2 separate regions of the Homo sapiens genome follow, and region 1 is linked to region 2. Evidence: chromatin contacts called from ENCODE Hi-C or POLR2A ChIA-PET data. All regions are on one chromosome and are shown on one strand. Each heading gives the region's core, a stretch centred on a gene start or an enhancer-like site at or near the end of the contact. The rest is flanking DNA. Distances are from core to core; before and after follow the strand shown. Region 1 holds the start of ETNK1 (ethanolamine kinase 1). Region 2 holds the start of ST8SIA1 (ST8 alpha-N-acetyl-neuraminide alpha-2,8-sialyltransferase 1).

Evidence for each region. Hi-C counts contacts between places; a loop is a spot of excess contacts on that map. ChIA-PET counts read pairs that join two places held with the same protein, here RNA polymerase II (POLR2A). Pooled maps may share reads with other maps.
Region 1: a loop to region 2 is called in a map of posterior cingulate gyrus, with 4 times the contacts of the local background. The contact joins the promoter of ETNK1 here to the promoter of ST8SIA1 in region 2. A Hi-C loop is called at or near these places in 2 of 168 maps with a recorded cell type or tissue (CD4-positive, alpha-beta memory T cell and posterior cingulate gyrus), 5 of 37 single-sample maps with no recorded cell type and 17 of 50 pooled maps. POLR2A ChIA-PET finds 5 or more read pairs at or near these places in 1 of 52 experiments (SK-N-SH).

Annotation. Positions count from the first base shown.
Region 1 is chr12:22,621,546-22,626,856 of GRCh38, reverse strand. It overlaps ETNK1 (ethanolamine kinase 1), which reads right to left and starts at 1,686. Exons shown (of 8, transcript NM_018638.5): 1 at 1,271-1,686. The coding sequence starts at 1,426. It overlaps ETNK1-DT (ETNK1 divergent transcript), which reads left to right and starts at 1,811. Exons shown (of 4, transcript NR_135030.1): 1 at 1,811-2,184. RefSeq lists enhancers at 563-1,252, 1,272-1,441, 1,972-2,041.
Region 2 is chr12:22,331,581-22,336,268 of GRCh38, reverse strand. ST8SIA1 (ST8 alpha-N-acetyl-neuraminide alpha-2,8-sialyltransferase 1) reads left to right here and starts at 1,562. Exons shown (of 5, transcript NM_003034.4): 1 at 1,562-2,272. The coding sequence starts at 2,037. It overlaps LOC105369151 (a long non-coding RNA gene), which reads left to right and starts at 2,279. Exons shown (of 2, transcript XR_931426.3): 1 at 2,279-3,416.

The DNA of each region.
Region 1 (5,311 bases), core at 437-2,936, 290 kb before region 2:
GGAAATATATTTTTTAAATGACATAAAAATCACTTTGGATTCACTATTTCCTATATTCTCGGCTAACAAATACTCCCTTAAATTTCAAAATTTGTTGTCTAACAAGTTTCTTCTCCAAAACATACGGGTCCTTTAAAATAATCTGCTTAAAAACTCTTCTAGGTAATAAGAACTGAAACTAACACATGAAAACCCAAGTGTCAGGAACTGTTCTGGGCCCTAGGCACTGCTCATGTTTTATTCATCTTTGTGTGGGTGGCTGGCTAGTTTAGCGAAGAATTTAGCAAATAAATCAACAAATATTGGTGAATAAATTAGTCATCAAAACGAGGCAGATGATTTGGCTAATTCAAATGAATGTTCTTACATTATTGCTCAGATTTAGAACAAATCCCAAATATCCCAATCTTGAAAATTACTGTTTTTTTTTGTTTGCAAGGGAAAAGGAGAAAAAGAGATCTATTTTTGTATCTAGTTCCTGAAACTAAAGCTAAAAACAGATTAGTATTCAAAAAAAATCACGTAGTGGAAATCATAACTTCCAACTTATTAGAAAACTCCTAGAGTCTCAGGGATTTTTTTCCTCCCAATTTTTTCTCTATCAACACGGTGTCTCATGAAAAGGAAACAGTCACAAGCCACTGCTCCTTCTAGTATCAGGTATTAATTTCAGTAAGACGACTTTAATAATTCAGAAATATCGACTCAAACAAAACAATGTGTGTGGTGCTGCCTAAGAACCGACCTAGCGATGCATGGTCGTGGTCATTACTTTGGGAATTGAGTACGCTAGGGTTTGGGAAGACAAAACGCAGTGTGAGGCATCAATGAAAGCACATCGCAGGGGGAGGGGAGAGGAAGGAAAGATCAGAGAGGATTAATGACTGCATTACTGGTGGGAGGGGAGGAGGTAGACGAGGACCCCGTGCAAGGGGAGTGGAAAGGTTCATTTTGCAGTGACCGTGGACTGGGGAGTGGGAGGAGGGGCAACTATCAGCAGGAATCTCCCCCCGTGGATGGGTCCGTCACTTACGCAGCGGCTTCTAGAAAGAGAAAATGTGCCTCAGGTCAATCTCAAAGAGCAACTGCGACGGGAAGGGGGAGTGACCCTCCTAGGTGTGAGGGGAAATACAGGGTCACTTCCCAATAGACTTAAGGAGATGTTGCCCTAGGTCCTCCTCGGTCATCGTGGGACAGAGGCGATTGTGGTGAGGACCCCCAGAGCCGCGTGAGGGGCATAAGAGACCCAGAGCTGAGGTGTGGGCGTTACCTGCAGGGTCACCTCCTGGGGGTCCCAGTGAGGCCGCAGGTGTTGCAGGAGGCTCAGGGCCCCCTCCCGGCAGCGATGCTCCTCCTGATCCTGAACGGTGACGTTCAGCTTGGGCACCTCCGGGGAGCCGGGAGGGACGTGGATGTAATTGGCCATGGCCCAGGCGACGGCGGAGACTACCACCACGACGACGGCGACGGCGACCACGAGAACGGCGGGCGCCGACAGACTGGTGGATCCTTCCGTCCCGGGGCGCCCTCGCGGGAGGGCTGGGGGCGCTGGGACGGGCGGGCGAGCGGCAGGAGAACGTCTGGAGGCGGCACTGTTGCCGATCCGGGTCTGGACAGCAGCTGAACTGAGCCCGGCCCGCTCTCGGAGAAAATTCCTGTTGTCGGAGCTGGACCGCGGGCGGCCGCAGAGCATGCCGGGGCTGGCCTGACGCTGGCGTCACGCGCGGGGCGGGTCCTGCGCTGCGTCAGGGTGCCGAGGCGGGGTTTCTCGCCTCCGGTCACAATGGGACCTCTGTACCGCGCTGGGCTTGTTGGCCTGCGATTAGCACACACCCATCCCTGGGAACTGCTAGTCTGGAAAGCGGGGCTGCTTCTCCGGGATGAGCCCGAGCCCTGCCAAGCCCCTCAAGGCATTGAAGCTTTAGCTCACCTTATCCGAATGGTCATTGGGCATCTGGACTTGAGTTAACGACTGAATTTTTCTGGGAAGCAAGGGACACGTTCTAAAATAACCCCAGGATCACTCTCCGAACTTGGCCTGAGTCTAGGCAAGCAGTGTTACTCGGTCGCCTTGATCTTGGAGCTGCTGTGTACTGGGGACCTCATACTAGTTGGGTTAACTATATTCCCATTAGCAGTACGCGGGATCGCAGTACTCGGGACAAGCTGAGTTCAGGTATTTGGGTAAGACAACTGCAACACTTCAGAGGTTATTTGTGGAGTAAGATGTTCGACCATACAGTGAATAATTCGAAGCTAGGGAGAACAGATTAGAGTCTGGTATGAAGAAGAAAGGGAAGGAAAGGAATAGTTTTGAAGCTCAGCGCTAGAACGACTCGATGTCCATGCCAGGGTACCCCGAGTGGGCCTTGAAATCTTGCGTCTCAGTGCCTTACAGGGAATGGTAGAAACTGGAAAATCTACAAGTAAAGTATTGGGACCTCCTAATTTTCCTTTTAGATGGAGGAAAACGGGCTGGGATTCCCTGCAGCACTTAGCACACGGTGAATACGTTTGTTAGTAGTAAATAAAACCCTTAACTGGACTGAGTTTAATTAACATTCAAAATGTTTAATTACTTCACTAGCATTAAGTTTACATCCTGATTGTTCAGAAAGAACCTACTTACCTTTGTAATTAACAAAATAATTACTTCACCGATAACGGTAAACTTCCTAAACTAAAAAGAGGGGTGGAAATGGAGCTTTATAATACAGCAAAGAAGTTGATTTAACATTTTTCAAATTTAGTGGTTTTTTTGTTTGTTTTTTGTTTCTGTTTTTTTTTGTTTTGTTTTTGAGACGGAGCCTCACTCTGTCGCCCAGGCTGGAGTGCAATGGCGCGATCTTGGCCCACTGCAACCTCCGCCTCCCGGGTTTAAGGGATTCTCCTGCTTCAGCCTCTCGAGTAGCTGGGATTACCGGCGCGTGCCACCACGCCCAGCAAATTTTTGTATCTTTAGTAGAGATGGGTTTCACCATGTTGGCCAGGCTGGTCTCGAACTCCTGACCTCAGGTGATCCACCCACCTCGGCCTCGCAAAGTGCTGGGATTACAGGCGTGAGCCACCGCGCCCTGCCAGATTTAGGCATAATTTTCTACAAGAAACATTAGAGTGTGTGTTCCTTCCACTTTGGGGAGAAATCATAAATATACTACTACTTTCACATTTCAGATAGTATCTCTTGTATTTTTGTATAAATTGTATTTTTTATTAAGCAGTTGACATTTTAAGAATTTTAAAACTATGTAACTGTAAAACAATTTAATTGAAAATTATGTTGCAAACTGCACTAGTTTGTAATGGTAAATAAGAGTCCATTAACAAGTAGAAGAAAAGAAAAAAAAACTATTAGGTACCTGAGAACAAAAGTAACCGAAAATGTACAGGATCCATGGATAAAATTAATGGAGAAATGAACCATATTCATAAATGAGAAAAGATTAATGTAAAGGCCTCAATTTTCCCTGAACTAATCAGTACATATAATGCAATTCCAGTTAAAATCTCAAAAGGGTTTTTTTACTGAACTTGTTAAAATGACATTGAAATTCATATCAAAACTTAAGGTCCAAGAAAAGCGCTGTAATTGGGGAGAGGAGGATAGGGACAGGTAAGATCAGGGAATATATTGGGAGGACCAACCCTACCAGGATGTATTATATATTGGTTTAGGTATGGGCAAATAAACTACTAGAACATAATAAAGTCCCAGAACAAAACCTACACACATATGAGAACTTTGTATATAACAAAAGTAGCATTAAAAATTAGTGAGAAAGTCCAGACTGATCAATGAACCGTAGTGATACAATTGCTTTTTGTATGAGAAAAAAATTTTGATCCCTCCCTCTTATTATGCATAAAAATTAATTTGGGGAAGATTAGAAACCTAAATGTTAAAAGCAAAACTTTAAAAATGTGCAAGAAATATCAGTTCTTATCAACCTGATCTACTGATTCAATTCTAATCACCTCAAGTTATGTTGTGGATATCAGCAAACCAGTTCTAATGTTTACATGCAAAGCCACAAGAGCCAGAATAGCCAATACAATATTAAAGAAAAACAAAGTGAGAAAACAGACAGACTTGAAGACAGTATAGCTGGGTGCAGTGGCTCATGCCTGTAATCCCAGCACTTTGGGAAGCTGAGGCAGGAGGTTCGCTTGAGCCCAGGAGTTTAAGGCCAGCCTGGGCAACACAGTGAGACCTCATCTCTCCAAAAAAAAAATTAGCCAGGTGTGGTGGTGCACACCTGTAGTCACAGCTACTCCGAGGCTGAGACAGGAGGATTGCCTGAGCCCAAGAGATTGAGGCTGCAGTGAGCCATGATCAAGTTACTGCACTCAAGCTTGGGCAACAGAATTAGACCTTGCCTAAAAAAAGAAAAAAAAATAGTATATGTTCCAATAATCAAGACAGTGTAGTATTGAAGCCAAGGCGAGTGAATCACTTGGGGTCAGTAGTTTGAGACCAGCCTGGCCAACATGGTGAAACCCTGTTTCTACTAAAAATATAAAAATCAGCTGGGCGTGGTGGCAGGCACCTGTAATCCCAGCTACTCGGGAGGCTGAGGCCGGAGAATCACTTGAACCTGGGAGGCGGAGGTTGCAATGAACCAAGATCACACTACTGCACTTCAGCCTGGGTAATAGAGTGAGACTCTGTCTCAAAACCAAAAAAAAAAGACAGTGTAGTACAGTGTAGTATTCTCAAAAGAATAGAGAAATAGATCTATGGAACAAAATAGAGTCCAGAAATAGATCCACACAAATATAGTCAACTAATATTTAATATTTAACAAAGGAAAAAGGCAATTCAAATTTTCAATAAATGGTGCTGGAACAACTGGAGATACACTTGCAAAAAAAAAAAAAAAAAAGAAGAAGAAGAATCCAGACACAGATCTTACACCTTTCACAAAAAGTAATTTAAAATGGATCATAGACATAAATATAAAACACAAAACTATACAATTCTTAGAAAGCAACATAACAGAACATCTAGGTGACTCTGGGTTTGGCAGATACTTTTCAGATGCAGCACCAAAAGCACAACCCATGAAAGAAAACTGTTAAGTTGTACTTCATTAAAATTAAAAACTTTTGCTCTGCAAAAGATAGTTAAGATAATGTAAAGACAAGCCACAGACTGGAAAAAATGTTTGCAAAACATATTCAATAGAAGACTTCTATTCAAACTATACAGAGAACTCCTTAAACTTAACAATAGAAAAACCCAATTTTAAAATGGGCAAATGATCGGAACAGATATCTCATCAAGAAGATATACAGATGGCACAAAAGCATG
Region 2 (4,688 bases), core at 313-2,812:
AAGATCAAAGATGGCAGATGATTTATCCAAAGCCCAGGCAAGTAGGAAAAGCTCCCCCTTCCCTTCCCCTTTTCCAGGATAGAAGAGAGTTGGCTGGTTACTTTGCAGGACTTAAGATGATCTTCATTTTAAAGAATCTGTATCAGCCTCCACTGTGGTAAGATGTGACTGGGATTTCAAGGTTTCCCCTGTCTCTACTGATTTACCTAAGTAGGACAGAGATTTCTGGGGCATGCCTGCCGGTGGAGGGCAGTAGGTCACTCAACTAAGAGCACAGTATTGTTGAGAAAATGACACTAAAGTGGTCATCTGGGATGCTACTTCGCTTTTGGTAAATAACTTTGCATCAACTTCTCAAGTTCCACCTCTCAGTGGAGACGGATGCTAGACAAAGGTACCAGACACCGCAGCCTGGTCGGCTGAACAAATGGAGTTATAGCCTTAGATTTTGTTTTCGTGATGACTAAGCTGACCAGGTTTCTTCTTTGTCCTTGCACACTTTATGCTTGACGAGATGCTTAAGCAAATAGAATAGGCGACCGCTAGGAGGTACCCGAGCTATGCGTCGGCCGCCGGGGCGAGCAGAAATGGCTAACAGCGACTCTCTCGGCTCGGTGGGTCAAGGCGGGTGGTGCTTTTCCAAGGTCGGGGTTGCGATAAGCTTATCGCTTATCACAAGCAAGAAGGGCAAGAAGGACGTCTAAGAACCAACGGTCCTTTAATCTAAAAGGCCGCGCGCCTCCAAGGCAATGTGACATCTTGAGGTCTAGTGTTTGGGCACCAGCTGCCTGCACATCTGGATGCAGCACTTCCTTTCAGGGAGGAGGCGAGGCGGAGGACCCCGGAGTGCACGCACCTCCTCGTGCGCGCGCTCGCTTGCGCCCGTGAACGTGTGTGTGTGTGTGTGTGTGTGTGTGTGTGTGTGTGTGTGTGCGGGCGCGCGCGCACACACACGGGCCGCGGCTCCGGGACCGGCTAATGGGGGTGGGGGCCCAGGAAGGAATAAATCTCCGCCAGCCTCCTCGCGCCTGGCTGCGGGTTAATATCCAACCAGCTAGAGAAAGACTAGGGTGACGGCAGCAGGGTGACAGCCTGGGCACACCGGCCGCTTGTCGAAGGATCAGGATATTAGCCAGTCTCCGCCACACTCAGGGACTGATATATTTCTATTGGCGGGGGGCTGTTGGTTTTTATTGTCTGCCGTTATCTCCAAAGAACAAGGGCACGAGTGAGGGGTGCGCGCTCTGGGCGAGTGTCGCGGCTCGGATCGGGTCGAAGGAGGCAATTTTGCGGGTGGGGGAGGGAGGGGGAGACCTTGATTTCCACCAATCCCCGGGCGTTTGTCTGCGAAGTCCGGGGCGCAGCGGAAGGCTGCGGCGCGCCGCTGAATTAACTGATGAGAGCGAGTTCTTTTCTTCTCCGGGAGGGGTGGGGAGCGAGGGTCCCGGCGGGCGAGGCGGAGGAGCCCGGGGCAGGATAGCGGTCCCGGGCCGCCGTGGAAATTTCCAAGGACTTGGTGCGGCGCAGAGAGCGCGTCTCGGGGCGGGGTGGGGGGGGGGGGGTTGCCTGGCGGCGCAGCAGCGCGGGAGGCGGCGAAGGGCGCAGGAGCATCGCTCGGAGGGGACAAGGGGACGCCACGGGCCACATGTTTAGGAGGGAGCCGAGCCTTCTCCCGGACCCTCGCCGAGGGCGACCGTGATGCTGCAGAACCGGCGGGAGCGACTCGCCGCCGCCGCTCTCTGCGCACTCGGAGACCCCAGCGCCCGCCTTCTGCAGGGGAAGCGACCATGGCCATAGATCGTGACTTCACCCCCAGCCACTTCCCCTAGAAAGAAATCCTTGGAAAAGTTGCATTTGAAAAAATCCTTGCGCTGACCTTTGGGGCCGACGGGGCCGAAGAAGCGTGCGTGCGTTTGCAAGTAAGAGAACCAAAGGTGTGTGTGCATGGGGGGCTGGCGGTGGGGGACCCTCCGCTGCCACTTCGCCTAGCTTTGTGCTGAGGCCCCGGCCCCCGCCCCTGGGACGCCGGGGCTGCGATGAGCCCCTGCGGGCGGGCCCGGCGACAAACGTCCAGAGGGGCCATGGCTGTACTGGCGTGGAAGTTCCCGCGGACCCGGCTGCCCATGGGAGCCAGTGCCCTCTGTGTCGTGGTCCTCTGTTGGCTCTACATCTTCCCCGTCTACCGGCTGCCCAACGAGAAAGAGATCGTGCAGGGGGTGCTGCAACAGGGCACGGCGTGGAGGAGGAACCAGACCGCGGCCAGAGCGTTCAGGTACTCCTGCCCTCGCGGCTCCTCCCCTCTAGCGTCCTTTCCTCCCCGAGTGCAGAGGACAGGGTCACCGGCGAGGACCGCCTTGCACCGTCTCGCAGAGGCATCCCTTTCATCCGCTCTTCCATGTCCTTTCCCTCCATTTGTGCCATTCCCAACCTGGAGACTTTAGTCAGGGTTCCTTCCCCACCCCTGATCCCCAGAGATGTGCAGACACCTGCTTTGCGCATGTAAAGACTCGACGCATTTCTTCCCAAAGCGGAGTTTTATTTAACAATTTACGGATAAACAAAACAGAGGGAAGGAGAACCCAGGATAACTTAGTCTCTTGCACTTAATAAGAATTTACCTCTTGGGCTCTGCAGACATTTGAAGCTGTAGGGAACAAGAAGCAGGTAAAAGGCATCTCCCCGAGGTGGAGTGCACAGTCGGTAACATAAGTCCCCAACGTCGGAGTGATGGGCAGTGGAAACATGGACGGATCCCGCAGCTTTGCGCAGTGTGCCCACAGCAAGTGCATAGTACTGACTGACGTCTACTAAGAGACGATACTGTGCAATTTTTGTGTTGAAATCTCGAACAGCTGTCTAGTATTATTATCTCATCTTGTTGACCACAAATTGATTCTTTAGAAGGATGAGTAACTTCCCCAAGGTCATTACTTTTGACCTGTGGGTGCTGGATTTTTCATCACTTAAAGCTCCAAAGCTCCCAGCTCTTTTTATTGGCTTAGGCTGTGGATGCCTCTGGAAGATGGGAGATGTACTTTAAGTAGGCACCTGAAGTCAGAAAACAAACAAAATGCCCAAGCCAGGTTGGAAATCAGAACTCTGAGGATCACTCAGAGGTTGTAGATCCGCTTCCTTTCTGGGAATTTTAGATTAAATGTCTAAAAATAAGTTACGGCAGCAGGGGTTGTGTAGTTAGATTGGAGGGAAGGCAGAGCTGCTTCCCCTTCCTCTCCACCTCCCCAGGCATGTTGAGGGAACACACGGGTGCTTCCACCACTGCGAGGTGCCCCTTTCACCTTTAGTCTCTGGGGCTGAAGATGCTGCTGTTGGCTTCTTCCTGTGATTGTAGTGGTCTGGGTGGTTGGAAATGATCTCCTCTGCTCTGTAGAGGATCTTTCTAATCAGTGCAAGGGCAGGTGAGTTCTAATGTAAACATTTTTCACTGCAGTTATTTACAAATATTCAGGAGCATCTATACATTTTTAAAAACTTTTTAAACATATGGTTTCCATCTCCTTCTCAGGCCTCCTCCTGGAAAGAGGATTAAAAAGATAACAGAGCCAATTTGTTTAGAGGAAGGCAACTGCATTCTCCTTGGAAGGGAGGACTTTCCTTCTCCCTTTTTAGAACTCTACCATCATTGAATTTAAAAATAACCTCACTCTTCCTAAAAGTATCTAAGGGTTAATTTTTTCTTTCCTTCACAGTATTGATTGTGGGACTCAAGAGCAGGCAAAAGGCATCACATCCAGCAATTATTTTCCCTAAAGACAGAAAGCACTTTCATTTCAAGTGATCTAAGGAAATGAGTTAAGAACTTCCCATTGGTTTGCAATGAAAGAGTCCATTTTTTTAATATAGGAGGAGGAATAATGAAGCCCTCTTAGAGGATAGATTTCTTGTTGGAGGATACAGTCAAGTGGAAAATGCTTCAAATTCTGAGACACACAGGCTGATAGTTTCTGAGACACATTTGTTCCTTGCTTTCTGTAGCCTGGAGTAATTTTCAGTGTGTTTGGCTGTTATCTGGTCTGGTCTCTATGTGCAGAGAATTACTTATTAAAATCCACACACTATGAAAACTACCTAAACACATATCCCTCAAAGTTAGTGGCTGTAAAACCATGTAAAAGGCACCATTGCTTATTGAAATAAGTTTGAGCTTCAGAGTAGAATTCTGAATTTCTACACTGAGTATGCTGTGACTAGATAAACAGCAGAGAATCTTTGGCAAGTTAGTATATTTTTTGAGTCCTGGCTTTCTTGTTTATCTACATTGCAGAGTTGTTAGAAGGTTTACATTTTTAATAAAAACTGATGCCAAGTATCTGGTACATTGTGTACCCAGAAAATGGTTGCCTTATAATTGTTATAAATTATATTTCTGGTATATGTTACAACTTAAATAAGGAAATCTGGGCAACCCATGAGAATTTGGAATGTTTCTCCTGCCAGATTTACAGGTAAACATTATTGGTCCCTACCCCTCTCCCCAGCCATGTACACTTAACGCTAATGAACAGGGACAAGACATTTTGAAAGGTAGGAGAAGTTTCATGGTTTGAGTTAATTATTTTTTACCTGCACATTTAATGTTCTTTAACATTTGGATTGTCAGTATATGGCAGTAGTGTTTATTTGTTAAATATTAGACCAGTCAGTCAGAAGCCATTATCATGTTAAGGAGA